Regions from separate parts of the Homo sapiens genome. Here region 2 is linked to region 1. Evidence: read pairs that join two places in POLR2A ChIA-PET (ENCODE). Cell type or tissue: B cell. All regions are shown on one strand. Each heading gives the region's core, and the rest is flanking DNA. Links, peaks and the distances in the headings are about the cores only.

Evidence for each region. Peaks named below come from ENCODE experiments on the same cell type or tissue, not always from the same donor. Only the 100,000 strongest peaks of a DNase experiment are listed, where the experiment ranks them.
Region 2: POLR2A ChIA-PET joins it to region 1 with 10 read pairs; 1 of 35 experiments calls an interaction of 5 or more read pairs at or near these places.

The regions. Positions count from the first base shown.
Region 1 is chr4:101,281,304-101,287,631 of GRCh38, forward strand. The region is part of intron 1 of PPP3CA (protein phosphatase 3 catalytic subunit alpha); the gene reads right to left. Among named protein-coding and RNA genes, the nearest start is that of MIR8066, 44 kb to the left of the region's middle. In B cell, for the core only: no CTCF peak of the experiment used is centred there; DNase peaks (open chromatin) are centred at 1,468, 2,349 and 3,379; H3K27ac peaks cover 2,497 bases.
Region 2 is chr4:102,078,543-102,084,870 of GRCh38, forward strand. No RefSeq gene overlaps it. Among named protein-coding and RNA genes, the nearest start is that of SLC39A8, 260 kb to the right of the region's middle. In B cell, for the core only: no CTCF peak of the experiment used is centred there; no DNase peak of the experiment used is centred there; H3K27ac peaks cover 868 bases.

The sequences.
Region 1 (6,328 bases), core at 454-5,453:
AGAACATGGGCTCAGGAGAAGCTTTATTATTTCAAGACAGTAAAAACTATGGCATCTTCTGCTAATGAGTATGATCCAACAAAGAATAGAAAATGCTGATGCAGAAAAGAGGACTTCCTGGGGCAATGCTCTTAAATACGTAAGAGGGGGTGAGATCCAGTAAAGAAGCCTTGGCTCTTCTTTGGTCTAAGTGAAATTTAATGTGTATGGATTATAATATAATTTGATTTGTATAAAAAGTTAATATAATTGAGTTGGCTATGAATGAGAATGTATCAAAAAAATTTGCCACAACTTTCTGAAAGTCTTAAGTTATTTAGGCTATGCTACAGATGGTTTTTAAGTCAATCAAATGTAATAAGAAAGTGGTTAAACATTCAGCATCCAACTCAACTAAGTCAATCGAATGTAATAAGAAAGTGGTTAAACAGCATTCAACTCAAGTAAGAAAACAAACTAGGTTCTTCCATAATTTCATTTTAATTTTATATAGTGAAAAAAGCATCCTCCCTAAATTAATCAAAATGCTTGTCTACATATAACAAAGACAGACTTGCTAGTTATTGAGGGTCTTTTTCCTGTACTAGTTGCCAAATGACAAACCTGGGGAGGAAAACAGAAGAATCTGCATTCAACATACATTCAGTTAGACCTCAGGGGGCCTATAAATACACATTCATGGAGCTTTCCATATCTACAAAAATTGATATTTGATATCCCTCCACCCCATACCTTTTCCTGGGAAAAGCTAGTCCAGAAAATGAGAATATATTATCTTCGCATCTATGGCAAGTTTGAAAGTGACTTGCAGTTATTCTATATGAGCTTAGATAATCCACTACCAAAATCATTTTAAATCTGGCTTAACTGCTAAGGCCAATTTTGAGTAGAAGTGTTTTTGACAGTCAAAGCCTTGATAACCACTTCACACCTACCTAGAGGCCCCTGCAACCAAGAGCTAAGTGGCAACAGAAAAAAACTACAGTTTTTCTATCCTATCTGTGAAAACCAGAAGAATGACAAAGGTGATTAGATGAGTGAAATGTGATGGACAGACCTCACTACAATTCATGTTAGATACAGGTCCAGACCTCTTCCCAGAAGATTGCTTTAAGTTGGTAAGACATGGACTTACCTGATAGGTCCTGAATTCCACTGGCCTGTTCTAAATGACAGCGCAGTCAGCATATTCCCTGGATTGGACTGATCTCAGGGCTTCTAGTCCTGGCTTCCTGTGTCAAGGTAGTGTTTGACTCACACTCATTCTGGGTTCTTCCCCATTTCTTCTTTGGTCTATTCACTTGTTGATTTTGCAACCCAAATAATACTATTGTCAATAGATGTCCAAAGACTGGGGTAGAATTAATTTAACATAATGCATGTGGCTGCTTAAACACCCTAGCAAGCTTCCCTTCCTGAGCCTGCTGAGATGCAGGAAGTAAAGCAAGGCTCCCACCCACCTCGCACCACAGAAACATGGCTGATTTACACAGAGGAGGAAAACCTGTTTCCGGGGCAGTCCCCAACATATTTAGCATGGACTTTTAAAACAGCTCATCCAACTCTAATTTGAAATCTAACTTTGATAAAATAAGCAGCCATTTTAAGTAAATGCCTTTCTTTTCTATCTATCCTTCACTTATCTGGGTCAAGTATTATTTGGTTCATATGTATTAAATAATAAGAGTTAATTTTATAGGTTCACATAATACAATTAACACATTCTCAATCAAAGCTCTTTCTTCATGTTTTAAAAATGTAAAACAAAACAAAAAACCCTTCAAAATCAAAACCTGCACTACTCAGTTTTCTCACAAATTATTAGTATTACCACTTTACAGGAAAATAAAAATTTACGGGAAAGCGTCAAATTTCAAAAAGATGGTTTTCAAACACTTGGTTTTAACATGTAGCTGGTCAACAACATAGGTTCAGATTAAAGCAAGTATCTATCCCTAATGTGGCAAATAATTTCGTGACTTGAAATAGCAAAACATCTAAGCCTTGGTATCAATACTCTCTGTAACAAGAGAGCATTGTCTAGCATGGCTCATATTGTTGCTTTTGGCTATAATGTTCTTTGATTTCCTTCTACACAATGTTATAAATCATTAGTCTCTCAGGTTAGTAAAAGTTTACTCAACATAGAGTGGTATTTTTAATTAGCAATAAAAAAGGTAAATAAGTCAGGTGCAATACAAGTAAATTAACAAAATAAGAGTATTTTAAAGTTAGAAAAATCAGTGCTTGCAGGGAAAAACATATTTCTCTTAAGTAATGTGGCAAACCGCTCTTAAGACTGCTGCCTGGCTCCACTTCCTCCTTCCCTGGGAACTGTCAGCACTCTGGCAGGTACGCAATCATTCTGCAACCCAACCTACAGTTGATTGATTTGGAGGGTAGACACCAAACTCATGTAAAGACAATCAGATTTTCTCTCCCTGGAAGATGCCATTGTTATCTGATAAATCCAGGTTGGGTACCACTAATAACTAAGTCATGGTATGACTCTGAAGAACACACCACTACTGCTTCCAAAGCAGTTCTTAGTTCCTAAGGCCACCCTGGTTTCTTCCTATTCTTCTCAAGACCGACGTTTCGGTTACTCCCAGGATTCCTTTAAATCTTAAAAGTTTACATTTAAATTAATTAAAACTAAATAAAATGTAAAATCGAGTCTTGTAGTTGAACTAGACATATTTCAAGTGCTAAATAGTCACATATGACTATTGACTACCATGCTGGATAGCTCAGATTCTCTAAACATTTTCCTCATCACAGAAAGTTCTACTGGACAATGATCCCCCAGAACCTTCTAATAAATTTCCTCTTTTCGTAAACTGCTAGAATCAGGGTTTGTTTTATGTGTCTTTGGTTATTGTTTGCTTTATATTTGTATCCATAAGCGTAATCAGGAAGTATAACGGTAACTTTCTGGAAATCTTGTATAGGATTTCTAGCCAATTTCAAGGGTTTCAAGTCTTGGAGTTAACGTTACTTCAAAACTTAAAAGTTTACTCACATGACTCCTGGACACCTCCTGGGTCACAGAATCATGGAATTTAAAAGCTTGGAAAAAACCTTAGGATATATCTAATTCAATTTTCTGGTTTTTTACACATGAAGACATTAACACCCACAAAGCTTGTAACTTGCTTTTGTTTCTGAACAGTACTTAAATTTGGCTTAACAGATTATTTAACACAAGATAAAAAAGATACCAACTAAAAATGTAATATAAAACATAATTCTGCAAATCTCATGATTACACAAGTAACAAAGCATGAAGTTTAAATATTTATTTACTCACTAAGCTGTTACTACACCAACTCCTTCCTACTCCCCACCCCCATGTCTTTTTTTTTTCCCCTTATTTATTTTGTAAGGTGCATTTCCCGTGGTTACCATTGTTTTCAATGTCATAGTTACCCATATCTAAAAGGCACAGAAAACATTCTGTACTTTCAAATCTGGGAGCAACTACATTTTTTGTTTTAATTTTTATTTTTCACTAGAACCTTTATGTTCAAATATTCCACATGATTAGTCATCTGTACAGATTGGAATCTGGATAGCTGAAGATGTTTTTATTCAGTTGCTTTTAAACAAATAGTAACCAAACATCATTTAAAATATGGGGATTAAAATGTCATACTTATTCATCAATAGATGTCAACTTGCTAAAGCAAGTTCTTTTGGCATCTTCTTAAGAAACGTATTGTTTCTAACAACAGCAAGAAAACCACACAAACACAAACCCAAATACTGATGGGAGACAAGGATTCTCTATCTTGTCTCCCTCTATCTGTACTCACTGTCTCACACCTCAATGCACTAAAATCTGTAACGTCCACACAGCACCGAGATTTTACAGGTTTCTTTCAGGTAAATATAGAATTCAAAATTCATGCAATATTAATTTTGACATAAAGGATTATGTTTAAATAATTATTATCCTTAACTTGCTTTCCTTTAATCATATCTTATCAAGTAGTAGAAGAGGAGATTATGGCCTCCCAACCATCCCTTCCATTAAAGATAAATTGCTTATACTTTCCCTGCTAAATAGATTTACATCTAATATCACTAATCTGTAAATAAATGGAATACAAGATTTATAACCCCTGTACATATCAAATCACTTGATACATGTTTTTGTACGGCTTAAAGAGTTCCCCCTTCTTATATCACATTGCACAAGCCGGTGTCCCACATCATCTGAAACAAAGAGATACATTTCAAAGAATTAATTGATACTAATTCCTTTCCCTTCCCTTTCAAATGCCACTGTGTGTATGTGTGTGTGTGTGTGTGTGTGTGTGTGTGTGTGTGTGTGTGTGTGTGTGTGTGTTTTCTAATACATATCGATGTTGGCTACTCCTATCTCAGGGAAACACCTCTCCCAAGATGGTCAAGCACGACCCACAAAGTCAACAAGGGGAGTTCTTGAACTTATCAATGCAAGCTGCTATGAATCATGCCATTAATCAATACTAGTGTGAATCACCACAAAGCCGGTCCAGGGAACACAGACCAAGACTTTGCAGTCATTCGACAAAAGTTTTGGCTGATAATTTACACAATGAAAACAGAAAGGCAAAAACAGCATAAACTCCTACACCTAAATTGCAATGCAAAAGCACATATACTTTAAAGCAGTGGTCCCTAACTGTTTTGGTGCCAGGGACCGTTTTCGTGTAAGACAATTTTTTCATGTACAAGGCGGGGGTGGATGGATGGTTTCAGGATGAAACTGTTTCACCTCAGATCATCAGGCATTTGTTAGATTCTCCTAAGAAGCATCCAACTTAGATCCTCATATGTACAGTTCACAATAGGGTTTGTTCTCCAAGGAGAATCAAATGCCACTGCTGATCTGACAGAAGGCAGAGGAGCTCAGGTAGTAATGCTTGCTGGCCAGCCACTAACCTCCTGTGTGCCCAGGTTCCTAACAGGCCACAGACTGCTACAGGTCGGAGGCCCAGGGGACCCCTGCTTTAGAGAAAATATGCTAAAGCAAATAAATATGTATGTTAAGGCAAATAAACACAAATGCCAACCACAATCTTAGGTGGCTTTTGTTGAGACACCCGACTCCTTTAAAATACTTGCATATACTATGGAAATGATTACAAATTATTTAGGTCATAAAGTTTTGCACCTGGAAATATCTACTTCACTGAAAAGTTACCAAGAAGGTAGAAAAATCCTGGAATCTCACAAATGGAAGTTATGAAGTTAATTACGTTAATAAAATTCAAACAACTAATTAAAAAACAAAAACTGTCTTACACACTTTAAGGGTCTCTATAACCAAACTCATAGCATCTGCTAGCCATAATTTCAAAATGGAACTCAAAATACTCTCACAGGCCACTGTGTCAGAATTTTAACCATTCCTCCAAAACTGGTAGTTTACACAAATGCTATAAAAAATTAAGTATAAGAAATTCAGCTTCAGCATCCATAGCTGGACATGACAGACCATCTCAGGAGAATCTGAAGGCCTATAAAAGAAGCCTGATCCTTTATCAAGGTCTGAGTAAGTGGGTCAGCTGTCACCTGTGACAGAGTTCAGCCTCTCACAAGAAAGTACATTAGCTGCAGCAGCCCAGGATCAGTTTTCGACAGCTGGGACTTGAACCTGTAGGATTTTAAAAGTTGTTAACTTTTTTTGATGAAAAGCATATATATTCTTTCCAGCAGGTTTTGGATTGCACAACAGAAAAAAAAAAAAAGTATGTGTGTAATATTAATATACCTTTTCTCTTAAAATAAATAGTAATGTGAGGCTATGTTTACTAAACTTTTAATGTTTAAAAATTAAATAACAAGGTCATTCTCAAATCTGTATTTCATTTCTGAAACCCAGTAACTGACAGACAAAAAAAAATAGTTACTAGCAGAAATACCTTAGCTAATTTACCTTGTTTTAACAAAGCTTAAAATTTTTGAATTAGCCACCATCTTACATTTTTGATTACTTTAATTATACATACTTAAGCATTAGAAACACAACTTAAAAAGTCACATTCATTTTTATATAACACTTTTAATGTGTACATTTAGAGTGCATCACCAAAAGATATAGAAATTAAAAGCCTTTAGAGAGAACTGATGTTGACCTTTACTTCTTGACAACATTCTTGTTTTGAAAATATTCAGCATAGAAACACAAGCCTCTGATCAAAACAGTGGCAACATGTTAATTTCCTTAGATATGCAGCCCAACTCTAGGCATGTGAGTGTGAAGTTCAGACACCCTGAGCAGCCTGTCTTCTGCTCCCATTCAAGTGCACAAAGTCCTCTGCTTAAAGGACCCACCATC
Region 2 (6,328 bases), core at 461-5,460, 800 kb after region 1:
CCCCGTACCTCCCAGGTCTTCTGCATCAGCTGACTAGGGGAATCCTGGCAGATGACCTGCCATTAACAGTGACATGGAAAGGCATAAGAAACTTACTTATGATCTCCATTTGTGCTCCTCCCTCTAGCTTCTATAAACTGTGTTACTTTCACAGAGATATTTGTACACCTTCACATTTGAATATTGGTCATGATTGATCTCTTTGTATTTAACATAAAGAACCATGCCAAAAAATGGCAAACAATCCATCTATGACTATAAAACTATCTGCTTCCTCACCTTTTTGAAAATATGCAAGCATTATGCTTTCCTGAAAACAAGCCATTTCTGCAGCCAGAAAAGAAAACATTTGTGAAATTTTAGCCTCTAAAATGAGATTGGAAGAAAGAGCAACCTTCTTTGGAATATGGCAGAACATTTATTTGAAAAACAGTTAAAACCATGAAAAATGATGGAAGTAGCACCATTGGTCCTAGAAAAAGAGAGATATAGATAATACTCTATAGGATACATATAGAATAATATATACAGAATATGTTTATTTCTAGGAACAATGGTGCTACTTCTATTATTTACATTTATGGTAAACATATATAAAAGTAAACTTCCAATAAATATATATAAATATATTAATATAAACTATATATCTACATATAATACATTCTTCCACTCAACAGGAAGGTAACATCCACATGTCTCAGGCAGCTGTGCTCATCAGGCTGCCATGCAAGTAAACAGACAACAAATGCCCTCCAGGAACACACCATGCATTCATTTCCACTTAATATGTATGTATGGATCACCTTCCATAGGAGGAAGCATGCGGTACTGCTAAATCCTCAGTTAGGATATTTAAGTAATGATGTGAGCTGCAAATGCCTGGACTCAAATCCCAACTCTAATACTGGTTGTGTGACCTTAGAAAATTGACTTATTCTCTTTCTATTTCAGTTTCTAATCTGCAAATATTAATAGTATATTAATCTATACCTTCCTTATATATTTTATATTATTAAAGTGGGTTGATATGGTTTTCAATGAATGCTATTTATTACTATAATTATTTGAATATTTTATTAATCTTTGCAGGGCAAAACACTAGGTGCAAGGGGTATAGGAATAAAATGGTAAACCAAAACAGAAACAGTTGCTTGCTTTCATGGGAATATGAAAAACAATAAGCACAATAATGAATGTAAAATTTTAGTTGTATGAATAGCCATGAAGAAGAGTATATGGTGCTGTGAGAGTTATGGAAGTGGGTATTGACCTAATTAGGAAATTCAGGGTAATAATCTCCTAAGGAAAAGACAGTGGAGATATGAAGAAAGGATGAGAAGAATAAATGATAATTAAGTGAGGGAAGGCGTAGAAAAGAATGTTGCAGGCAGAGAGAACAGCAAGTGCCAAGGCCTTGTGGCAGAAGAAAATTAAAGGGCATCTGAGAACCTAAAATAAGGCCAATATGACTAGAGCACAGACAACAAAGGGAAACATGGAGTGTAAGGACAAACCTTGCAGGGCAATATTGACAATTCCATTTTCTCTGGAAATCATAAATGAGTTTTAAGGAAAGCAGATGTCATATTTGCATTTTTAAAAAATGAACACTCCAGCTGCACTAGGCAAAACAAAGTGGAGAGGATGTAGCAAACCAGATAGGAATCAATTGTCCAAATACAAGGCCTCTTAATTTTGAAGCTATGCGTATTAGTTTTCTATGCTGCATAAAAATTTGTCATAAAGTTAGTTAGCAGCTTAAAGTTACACATTTATTATCTGAAAGTACCGTGGGTCATGTGTCTAGGCATAGCTTATGCAGATCCTCTGCCCAGGGTTTCACAGGCTGCAATCAGGGTGTTGACCAGGCTGGATTTTCATATGGAGGCTCAACTGGGGAATAACTGTCTTTCAAGCTTATTCAGGTTATTGACAGAATTCATTTTTTTGTGTGTGTGGCCTTAGGACTGAGGGTTCCAGGTTTTTCCTGGCTTGAAACCATCCTCAGGTCCTAGGGACCTTGTGGAATTACCTCCCACCCATGTAGGCTCCTCAATATGGCTGCTTACTTCATGAAACTCATAGGAAGAGGCCCAGGCCCGCCCACAGTTATATGCCTTTTTATTATTCTAGAATCAACTAATTTGTAACCTTAATTACATCTGAAAAATCCCTAGATACTCTGTCATCTAGAAGCAAGTCAAAGGTCACACCCACACCCAAGGAGGGGAGTTTACAAGGGGATAAATACCGGGGGCAGAAATCATGAGTGCCACCTCAGAATTTTGCCTATTTTACTATAAAACACTTAAATTTTACATTACAAACTTTTGAAAATAAGTTCTGGGTACCAGTAGGACCTTCCTACACAGACATTTTTTTTTTTTTTTTTTTTTGAGACGGAGTCTCCCTCTGTTGCCCATGCTGGAGTTCAATGGCAGGATCTCGGCTCACTGCAATCTCAAAATCCCAGGTTCAACCAATTCTCCTGCCTCAGCCTCCCGAGTAGCTGGGACTACAGGTGTCTGCCACCATGCCCGGCTATTTTTTGTATATTAGTAGAGATGGGGTTTCACCGTATTAGCCAGGATGGTCTCGATCTTCTGACCTTGTGATCTTCCCACCTCGTCCTCCCAAAGTGTTGGGATTACAGGCGTGAGCTACCGCGCCTGGCCACAGATCTTATTTTTACATGTGAATGAGAACATTGCTAAGAGAAGATACCTTTCTTTGAGATCTTCATAATGCCCTCTCCATACTACCAATCAGCTTAGTTTCTTATAGTGCTTACCAAGAAATGTGAATACTCTTTAATCCTTCACTATTTTTCAGTACTGTAAATTGGAATATCTCCTCCAGTATTTTCTGGTTGTATTTCCACCTCCATCTGCTTTTATATCAGGGTGTTGAGCTAAGTGGTTTTCTTCGACACCACAACTTGCTCAGCATAGATCTCTTTTTGGCAAGCAAGAAGAAGAAAGGAAGAAAGAAGAAATGAAGAGAAGAAAGAAAAAGAGAAAGAAAGAAAGAGAGACAGAGGGAAGGAAGGAAGGAAGGAAGGGGAAGGGAAGGAAAGGGAGGAAGGAAGGAGAGGAGGGAAGGGAAGGGAGAAAAGGAAGGAAGGAGAGAGAGAAGAAAAGAAAAAAGAGAAAGAAAGAAAGAGGGAGGGAGGAGGGAGGGAGGAAGGAAGGAAGGAAGAGAGGAAGGGAGGGAGGGAGGAAGGGAAAAGAAGAAACAAAAAATAAATGGCTTTAGGCCAGGTATGGTGGCTCATGCCTATAATCCCAGCACTTTATGAGGCTGAGGCAGAATTGCTTGAGGCCAGGAGTTCAAGACCAGTCTGGCCAACATAGCTAGACCCTGTCTCTATAATCTTTTTTTAAAATTAGCCAGGTGTGGTGGCAAATGCCTGTAGTTTCAGCTACTTGAGAGGCTGAGGCTGGAAGATCCCTTGAGCCCAGGAGTTTGAGACCACAGTGAGCTATGATTGTGCCACTGCACTCCAGCCTGAGCTACAGAGCAAGACTCTGTCTCTGAAAACACAAACAAACTCTATTAGGGTTCTCTAGAGGGACAGAACTAACAGGATAAATATATATATAAAAGGAGTTTATTAAGGAGTATTGACTCACATGATCACAAGGTGAGGTCCCACATTAGGCCACCTACAAGCTGAGGAGCAAAGAAGTCAGTCCGTCAGTCCAAGTCCCAAAGCTCAAGAACCTGGAGTCCGATGTTTGAGGGCAGGTAGCAGGCAGCATGGGAAAAGATGAGGGCCGGAAGACTAAACCAGCCTAATCTTTCCACATTTTTCTGCCTGCTTTTATTCTGGCCATGCTGGCAGCTGACTAGATTGTGCCCACCCAGACTGAGGTTAGGTCTGCCTTTCCCAGTCCACTGACACAAATGTTAATCTCCTCTGGCAACACCCTCACAGACACACCCAGGAACAATACTTTACATCCTTCAATCCAATCAAGTTGACTCCCAATGTTAACCATCACACAAGCCAACCCTAAAATAAATGGCTTAAATAATAAGCTCTTTGTATGACTTTCTTGAACTTAGCAGGTTGCATTACATTTACCAAGTTGGGGATTCTTCTCAAAATTATGAAGACTCATCATGGAATCTAACACTACTAGCAATGATACCCAGAAACCAACCAAAAACTCCAGAAAATCAAATTTTATCTTCTGAACTTTAAATCACTGATTATGTCCCTGATAAAGTGATACTTTAAATTCTATTTAATACTTGGAGCACATTTTTTATTTTTATTTTGGCAGAAGCCCACTGGTGAAAATGTAGGAGTGAGGTAGATCTAGATTTGAATGTCTCCTCTCTCCCACCCTCCCTCCCTCCATCTCCTCCTCTCTCTATGTCATTAATTATCTCATTTTACTTCCCCTGTGCCAGGTCAGGCACTGTTTTAGGTGCTGGGAAAAAAAACAGTGAACAAGATAGTCAAGGTATCTGCCCTCATATAGCTTACATTCTAGTAAGGTTCAGGAAGAATAGATAATAAGCAACATACAAAGGAACAAATAGAAAATATCAGAAAATGATAAGTGCTGCTCAAAAATATAAAATTGATTGATGAGAAAGAAAGTAATTCAGTGGCTACTTCAGTTTAGGTGACCAGGGAAGATCTCTTTAAGAGGAGACATCTGACTGGGTGCAGTGGCTCATGCTTATAATCCCAGCACTTTGGGAGGCCAAGGCAGGCAGATCGCTTGAGGTCAGGAGTTCAGGACCAGCCTGGCCAACATTGGCCAATGCTTGTCTCCACAAAAATGCAAAAATTAGCCAGGCATGTGATGCGAATCTGTAATCCCAGCACTTTGGGAGGCAGAGGCGAGTGGATCACAAGATCAGGAGTTCAAGACCAGGCTGGCCAAGATGGTGAAACCCCATCTCTACTAAAAATACAAGTTAGCTGGGCGTGGTGGTGGGTGCCTGTAATCCCAGCTACTTGGGAGGCTGAGGCAGAGAATTGCTTGAACCCAGGAAGTGGAGGTTGCAGGGAGCCAAGATCACTCCACTGTACTCCAGCCTGGATGACAGAGTGAGACTCCATCTAAAAAAAAAAAAGAAGAAGAAGAGACATCTGAGACACCAGCAACCATGAGAAGTGAGAATAGCATTAAAGTTAGAGGATACAGCTAGTGCAAAGGCCACAAGGTGGGAAATGAGCTGAACATTTTCTGCAAACTGAAAAATCAATTTTATGGTCTGAATTGTGTCTCCCGAAAAATTCATGTTGACGTCCTAACCCACAGTACCTCAGAATGTGGCCATATTTGGAGATACAGCCTTTAAAGTGGGATGTAAGTCAACGTGGCATCATTCAGGAGAATCCTAACATAATATGACTGGTGTTTTTATAAGAAAAGGAAATTTGGACATGGGCACATACCAAGAATAGGTGATGTGAAAACACAGGCAGATCATGGCCATCTACAAGCCAAGAAGAAAGGTCTCAAACACATATTTTCCTCAAGGCCCTCAGAGGAAACTAACACTGCTGACATCTTGATATCCAATTTCTAGTCTTCGGAACTGTGAGAAAATTAATTTCTGTTGTTTAAGGCACCCAGTTTGCATGACTCTTATTGTTATGGCTTCCCTAGCAAATCACTACAACCAATGTGACTGGAATGTAGTGGATTAGGATGACAGAGATGAAATGAGTTTACAGTGGTGAGTAACAGCCACGTTTTTTAAGAAGTTTGGATATTTTTCTAGGTCTAGTGAGAAGCCATTGACTGGTTTTAACCAGAAAAAGTCAAACTTATCGCAGAATGGAGAATGGACTGTAGAGTCAAGAGTAGAGGAAAGTGACCAGTAAGGAACACATGTGGTATTCAAGAGATAATGGCAGGTTAGGCTAAAGTGATACAAGAAATGATAGAGGAAGTATATTTTAAACATATTTTGGTAATATAGTCAACAGGACTTGCTGACAGTGGAAAATTTAAATGCTAGTACTGTATTACCACAGGTAGAACTAAAATTTTATTCATTGACTACCTAGTTGTGGAACCTAGATTCTGTTTAAGTAATTTTTCTAAGGATATTTCATCAAATCAAATGACCTTCATTAAACACATCTTTCATCAAAATCTAAAAGTAGCAAATCACAAGTTCAGGAAGAATTTCACTTACATCTGTAATCAAGGCATCATTATTAAATTATTCATTGATTGGTTCTTTTTTGTTTGCTCTGTTCTTGACATAAAAATTTTAGACTGTGATCAATATGATTATTTCTTTTTAAAATATGTTTAGACCCTCATTGTTAATAACCTTATGAGATCATATCCTT